Regions from separate parts of the Homo sapiens genome. Here all the other regions are linked to region 1. The links are chromatin loops, found by intact Hi-C in ENCODE. Cell type or tissue: HCT116. All regions are shown on one strand. Region 1 has its middle 62 kb from the start of PMAIP1. Region 2 has its middle 58 kb from the start of PMAIP1. Region 3 overlaps PMAIP1 (phorbol-12-myristate-13-acetate-induced protein 1).

Region 1 (2,500 bases):
AAATAAAATAAAAGGAATAATTATTTATTCAAAAAATATGAAAAGAAGATAAAAATTACTTGTGATTCAATCATCTAGGGGTAGCCACTGTGAACATTCTAACGTCCATTCTTTCAAATGTCTTCCTGTGTGTGTATACATATATACATATCTACATAAGCACACACAGACCCTCATTTGTGTAAGTGGAATTATAATATTCATACAATTCCATTATCTTCTATTTTTACTCAACAATTTATTAATGGTCAATTAATATAGCTCTGTAATATTCCATTGTATGGATGAGCCGTATTTATTTAATCAGTTCTTTATTTGGGAACATTGGTTGTTTTCAAATTCTTATCCTTTAAACTCTGAATACTCTCCTACTTATATGTTTTGTTTCTTGATAAACACATTCTTCACATAAACTCCCAATGGTGGGATTACGCCGTCAACAGTACTAACATATCACCTTTTGAAACCGAATGGCAAAGTGTCCTCCTGAAAAGTTATTCCTCTTTGTTCTACCAGTAATCATGCTTGTGTGCTCATTTTTAATATGACTCTCTTGGGTTTAGGTAATTTTTATTTTATTTATTTTTATTAATTTTTTTTTTTTTGAGACGGAGTCTCACTCTGTCGCCTAGGCTGGAGTGCAGTGGCGCCATCTTGGCTCACTGCAAGCTCCGCCTCCCGGGTTCACGACGTTCTCAGGTCTCAGCCTCCAAAGTTGCTGGGACTACAGGCGCCCGCCACCACGCCTGGCTATTTTTTGGTATTTTTAGTAGAGACGGGGTTTTACCATGTTGGCCAGGCTGGTCTTGAACTCCTGACCTCGTGATCCGCCCGCCTCGGCCTCCCAAAGTGCTGGGATTACAGGCGTGAGCCACAGCGCCAGGCCTGGTTTTGATAATATTTTAAATTATGCCAATAAGTAAAAATAAAAACAAAAACCAATCGAAAAAACCTCACTATTTGTGAGGGTCCCATCTTGTTTTGTTCCGATGAGTTGAGTGATCTCATCATGTCCGCCAGGTGCTTAGGAGACTGGATATCTCTTTTGCAGCTCTAGTTTTATACTATGAAGGGGGTACTTTTCGGTTCCTAGGTGTATTGCACAAAAGCCTTTTCTCCACTTTGGCTACTGACACTATTTTGCCACTAGAGGGCGATGAGGCTGCAGAAACATAATCCTAAATTGAGCCACTCAATTAACAGGGAGGCGCTGTTAATAATCAGGCTGGGACAACAGGCCTAATGGAGGACGAGCGTTAGAGCCCACGGATCACAATTAGCACATTACTATGGTTGTCCTGCTTTGAGATGTGGTTTAGAATGATAAGCAGGAATATCTCTGTCTAGATTTATAGTATCTGGGTAATCTTTAGAGATGTTCTAATAACCTCAAAAATTTCTCAAAACAGGTAGGACACGATGGGTCATGCCTGTTAATCCCAGAGCTTTCGGAGGCTGAGGTGGGAGGATCACTTGAGGTCAGGAGTTCGAGACCATCCTGGCCAACATAGTGAAACCCCGTCTCTCCTAAAAATACAAAAATTAGCCGGGCGTGGTGGTGGGCACCTGTAATCCCAGCTAGTTGGGAGGCTGAGGCGGGAGAATTGCTTGAATCCAGGAGGTGGAGATTGCAGTGAGCCGAGATTGTGCCATTGCACTCCAGCCTGGCCCACAGAGTGAGACTCCATCTCAAAAAAAAAAAAAAAAAAAAAAAAAATTAAGTACGTTGCAGATAGCATATTGTTTCTACATCAAGTCCAAAGTAATATTTTAGTTAATCGCAATTTGCCACCTAAGAGACAGAAACTCAGTGTAAAAAGACAATCTACTATAATAAGAAAATGTAGGCCGGGTGCAATGGCTCATGCCAGCACTTTGGGAGAGCAAGGCAGGCAGAATGCTTGAGCCCAGGGGTTTGAGACCAGCATGGCCAACATGGCAAAACTCCATCTCTACAAAAAATACAAAACTTCTCAGCAAACTATTGCAAGGACAAAAAACCAAACACCGCATGTTCCCACTCATAGGTGGGAATTGAACAACGAGAACACATGGACACAGGAAGGGGAACATCACACTCCGGGGACTGTTGTGGGGTGGGGGGAGAGGGGAGGGATAGCATTAGGAGATATACCTAATGCTAAATGACGACTTAATGGGTGCAGCACACCAACATGGCACATGTATACATACGTAACTAACCTGCACATTGTGCACATGTACCCTAAAACTTAAAGTATAATAATAATAAAATAAAATAAAAAAATACAAAACTTAGCAGGACATGGTGATGGGTGCCTGTAATCCCAGCTACTCAGGAGGCTGAGTCTGGAGACTTGCCTGAAGCAGAAAGGTGGAGGTTGCAGCGAGCCAAGATGGCGCCACTGCACTCCAGCCTGGGCAACAGATCCAGACCCTATCTTGAAAAAAATAAAAAAGTAGATTCCAGTTTTTTAAACTAGTAGGTGTGTCCTTACAAGGCTGCTAAGCTACTGTGTTC
Region 2 (2,500 bases), 120 kb after region 1:
ATGTATCCATCACTTCAACAACTTAACATCTTTTTTGTGGTGAGAGCATTTGAAATTTACTCTTAGCAATTTTGAAATGTGCAATACTCTATTATTAACCGTATTCACCACACTGTGCAATAGAACTAAAAAAAAAAAAAATCCCACACCATGTTTCTCTTCTGAGATTTTGTACCCTTTGACCATCATCTCCCAACCCACTTCACCTTCAGCCTCTGTAGCCGCCATTCCACTCTCTGCTTCTATGGGTTCAATTGTTTTAGATTCCACATGTAAGCGAGAATATATGGCATTTGTTTTTCTGTGCCTGGCTTATTTCACTTAGCATAATATTCTCCAGTTCCATCCATGTTGTTATTGATGACACAATTTCCTTCTTTATTAAGGCTGAATAATAGTTCATTGTGCATATACACCACATTTTAAAATCCATTTATCTGTTGATTCATGGACATTTCGGTTGATTCATGGACATTTCGGTTGATTCCGTATCTTGGTTATTGTGAACACAGCTTCAGTGAACTTGGGCGTGCAGACATCTCTTGGACAAACTGATTATAACTCTTTTGGGCAAATATCCAGAAGTTGGATTGCTGGATCAATATTTGTCATTTTAACCATTTGTAAGTACAATTCAGTGGCCTCACGTACATTCATAATCTGTGTAACTATCACCACTGTCTGTGTCCAGGACATTTTAGTTATCCCTAACATAAACTCTGTATCCACTAAACAATAACTCTTCTTTCCCCACCCTCCCCTAAACCCTAGATAGTCTCTGTTTTGCTTTCTGTCTCTATAAATTTGCTTATCATAGGTACATCATGTAAATGGAATCATGAAATATTTGTCCTTCTGTCCTGGCTTATTTCACTTAGCATAATGTTTTCAAGGTTCATCCATGTTGTAGTATATGTCAAAATTTCATTACTTTGCATGGGTGAATAATATTTATAGCAGGCTTTTAGTATCATAAAAACTTACTACAATCATCATAGTCTAGTACAGGGGTGCTAAGGACTGCAAAATCATACCGATGGCTTCTATCTTCCTTGTCAGTATTTCCTATTGTCTTTAGTGCAAAATTGTTCTTCCTAAATCCTCTTTGAGCTGTTTCACTGACATCACCTCAAAGCCATACTGAATGTCATATGGTAAGGCAGGATCTTGTTCACTAGCAAGATATGAAGACCTTGGAAGGCTGCCAGGCTCCCAGCTCTGAGGCCCTGCTTGCTGCAAATTATCTCTGCTGGGCTGAGCAGGGCAGGTGCAGAGGAAAAGGGCAACTGTAGATCAACAGCAGCTGCTGCTTGCTGACTGGAAATAGGGCCGGCACAAGCAAAGGGTCAAGAAGAAACATCTTAGGTAATGGTTTCCATAGTTTCCCTCCTTGGGAGGAAATAAATGACAGAGTCACAAAAAGAGAGACCATGAATTACAGGTATTGTACTTTCCATAGCTTTGCATTCCGCAGCTTAAAAACATGACTTTTTGAAGTTTGCATGACTTAGATTTGGCGATCCTAAAGGTTAAAGGCATTTGGTCATTTTTATCTCAAATATCATGTTTTAAAAGAGATACTATCTCATTTCTCAAATATTGTTTCTCAAAAGAACTAGTGCCAGAAAAATATTTTCTAAAATTCTTACAATGAGCAGTATTTCTTTTTTTTTTCTTTTTTTTTGAGAAGGAGTTTCTCTCTGTCGCCCAGGCTGGAGCGCAGTGGTGCAATCTCAGCTCACTGCAACCTCTGCTTCCCGGGTTCAAGTGATTCTCCTGCCTCAGCCTCCTGAGTAGCTGGGATTACAGGCGTGTGCCACCACGCCTGGCGATTTTTGTGTTTTTAGTGCAGACGAGGTTTCACTATGTTGGCCAGGCTGGTCTCAAACTCCTGACCTCAAGTGATCCGCTCGCCTCAGCCTCCCAAAGTGCTGGGATTACAGGCGTGAGCCACTGCGCCTGGCTGAGCAGTATTTTTTTTAATGAGAAAGTGATAATTTAAAAACTCACTTTTGTTCTTGTTGTTAAAATTTAAAGTTTCTTATACTTTCTATATCAGTGTCTGCCTAATTTTTCTGTAGTGTATTACTAATACTAACAACAGTAGGAAACATTTTTTGAAGGCTTAGTATATGTCAGTGTTCAAAGTAGGCATCTTATATAATCTTTACTTAATATTTGTAATTATACGATAAAGTAGAAGTTATAATATTCATTATTCTTATCTTTGAAATGAGGAAACTGAGGCTTAGTATAGGTGACAAAATACATAGCAAAACCATGAGTCAAGGCAAGCTTGGCCAAATGTCAGTGACCTTCTTCTTAGTCACTGCATGCATCAGGTTATCAGATGAGGTTCAAGAATGAAGAGTGCCTTGAAACTATCTGATTAATCCCCCCCCTTTTCAAATATGGACAGTGAGGCCCAGCGTGGCCTCAGCCCTCTTCCACACTTGTTGAGTGGGTTTGTTGCAGGGTGGGAACCAGAAGGGGTCTCCCG
Region 3 (2,500 bases), 67 kb after region 1:
TATTTTCATAATTGGAATATACTTTTCTTAAAAAAAAGGAACAGTTAGTTCTCATCTAGAATGAAAGTTCCATATATGCATTGGTGAATATATATGTATACACATACTTACATACTTATATGGGTATCTGTATAGATAATTTGTATTAGAGTATTATATAGCTTCTTAGTAGGGTCTCAAGTAAGTTTCATTTTTTTTATCTGGGCTATATACAGTCCTCAAATAAATAATGTCTTGATTTTATTTCAGCAGGAATAATTTTATTTATTTTGCCTATTTATAATTAAAGTATTTTTCTTTAGTTTGAAAATGTGTATTAAAGTTACATTTTTGAGTTACAAGAGTCTTATAACTACTTGAATTTTTAGTTAAAATGTCTTAATGTAGGTTGTAGTCACTTTAGATGGAAAATTACCTCACATCTGTTTTCTTCAGTATTACTTAAGATTGTTTATTTAGTGGTAGAGAGTTTTTTTTTTCAGCCTAGAGGCAGCTATTTTACCATCTGGTATTTATGGTCTAATTTGTATTTAAACATATGCACACATATAAAAGTTGATACTGTGGCAGTAAACTATTAAAAGTTTTCACTGTTCTTTTCTGTGTGTTAATTTTGTCTTCATCTTGTAAGCTACTAATTACTAAGTGTTCATTATCAAGCCAAAGTATTTTAACTGATTTCCATCAGCAGACATCCTCTGACCTTCTGACCACACTGTCTCCTCCCAGTAGTTGGAGTAGAAAATATAGGGGAGTTTGCATGATTTCTGCTCTCAAGGGACTTACACTTTAATTGGGAGGGGAAATAGTGAAAAATAGGAAATGAATGCCCAACATAGGTCCTTTTTTTTTTTTTTTCTGAGACAGAGTCTTGCTCTGTCGCCCAGGCTGGAGTGCATTGGCACAATTTTGGCTCACTGCAACCTCTGCCTCCTGGGTCTAAGTGATTCTCGTGCTAAAGCCTCCCCCACACGCCACCACACTGGGTAATTTTTGTGTTTTTAGTAGAGACGGGGATTTCACCATGTTGGCCAGGCTGGTCTTGAACTCCTGGCCTCAAGTCATCTGCCCGCCTCGGCCTCCCAAAGTGCTGGGATTACAGCCTATACAGATTCATGATCTAATTAGAGGTGTTTTGTGAGCTGGCATCCTTGACTGCTCCTGGGTCTGTCTGGCAAGAGGAGCTGCAGTGCAGTTTCCTTTTTGGTGACCTCACGCTTCTTCCTCTGCTTCCAGCCGTAGAGTAGCAAAGATTGCTTCATCTGAGGTTAGTCATGTGCAAAAGTAGGTGTAACTCAATGGCCTTCCTGTTTGAGTGTGAGAACTAAAAGATACCCCTAGTTTTTAGCTTCAATCTGGTAGCCACATCTTCACCCCACCTCTGCCAAGGGAAAGAGTCAGCTGACACCTTAGAATGTAAATTGCCTTCCTAACATGGGAAACGTGAGGGAAGAAGGAGGAGTTACTAGAGGAAAAGAAGAACCAGAGAGCTGGAGGATGCAGGGTTATGGGCAAGATACATAACAATCTGGAGGGAGAGGCTTTTCTCTGGGAAAGTGGGGTGGAGGTGGGAGCTTGGCTTCAGAAAGGGTGGGGACAAACTACATGATTTGATTTGAGAATCACTGGAAGAGTAACTCCTGTCTCTGAGCCTGCTCGCATAGCCAGAATTGTTTTGCTAAAAGTGCACCTTATTAGTTCTCGCCACCACTAGAAAACAAGGAAAAAAAGTGTACCTCAGGCTCTTCTTTTATATAAAGAGTAGCACATGAAGGCTTAGGCACAGATTCACAATCTTCAGATATTAGAGCTATATATTCTTTGAGAACCATATTTTAATGTTAAAAAATGTCCAAGATGTTCAGGCAATTCTAATTATATCTGTTGACTGACAAAAACTGCTAGCTTTTAAATTTGCATTTATATTATAAAAGAAAATGTATCTATCTGTGAATAAGTTGTTCTTCACTTTAAAGAACTGTGTGCTGTGATTTGGGTTTTGGAATCCATTGCAATAACTCTACAAACTCCTCCCTGCCCCACTTCCTCTCAATCACGGAGCAGAAACCACCTAAAGGGTCAAAAATCCTGTAAATCTCATTGTCAATCGTCAAAGGGGACGATCCATCAGGAAGAGAACAAACACCTTAAAAATAGAATAGTGACTGGAAGTGCTGCGGTACAAGGAGTATCCCACTTTAGAATCTTGAAGGTGGACTTTCAAGGCAAAATCATGAATGAGCTGTGTGACCTTGGGCAAGACAACCTCTCTGAGCCACAGTTAATCTCTGAAATTGAGACTTAGATCATCTTTAAGGTCCCCTGAAGTTTGAATCATAAAATGGGATGGCAAAGGAGTCTGAAGGTCTCCCACCATAGTTCCAAGTCTGTCGGCCCCCACTCCTGAGCTCATTTCAGACACTAAGAGGAAAGTTAAGGGTTTGCAAAAAGAAGCAGGGGAGTGGGATTTTAAAAGACCCCCCCCCCCAAATTTCTGTTT

The links. Hi-C counts contacts between places; a loop is a spot of excess contacts. Peaks named below come from ENCODE experiments on the same cell type or tissue, not always from the same donor. Only the 100,000 strongest peaks of a DNase experiment are listed, where the experiment ranks them.
Region 2: a loop joins it to region 1, with 6 times the contacts of the local background. A loop is called at or near these places in 11 of 110 quality-filtered maps.
Region 3: it touches region 1 in a loop (4-fold over the local background); 21 of 110 quality-filtered maps call a loop at or near these places.

What each region holds. Positions count from the first base shown.
Region 1 is chr18:59,836,556-59,839,055 of GRCh38, forward strand. No RefSeq gene overlaps it. Among named protein-coding and RNA genes, the nearest start is that of PMAIP1, 62 kb to the right of the region's middle. In HCT116, a CTCF peak has its summit at 1,142 (motif pointing right); a DNase peak (open chromatin) is centred at 1,156.
Region 2 is chr18:59,956,961-59,959,460 of GRCh38, forward strand. No RefSeq gene overlaps it. Among named protein-coding and RNA genes, the nearest start is that of PMAIP1, 58 kb to the left of the region's middle. In HCT116, no CTCF peak of the experiment used is centred here; DNase peaks (open chromatin) are centred at 1,211 and 2,321; H3K4me3 peaks cover 834 bases; H3K27ac peaks cover 2,056 bases.
Region 3 is chr18:59,903,711-59,906,210 of GRCh38, forward strand. It overlaps PMAIP1 (phorbol-12-myristate-13-acetate-induced protein 1), which reads left to right. Exons shown (of 2, transcript NM_021127.3): 2 at 1-595. Among named protein-coding and RNA genes, the nearest start is that of PMAIP1, 5.0 kb to the left of the region's middle. RefSeq lists an enhancer at 1,116-1,285. In HCT116, no CTCF peak of the experiment used is centred here; a DNase peak (open chromatin) is centred at 1,262; H3K27ac peaks cover 685 bases.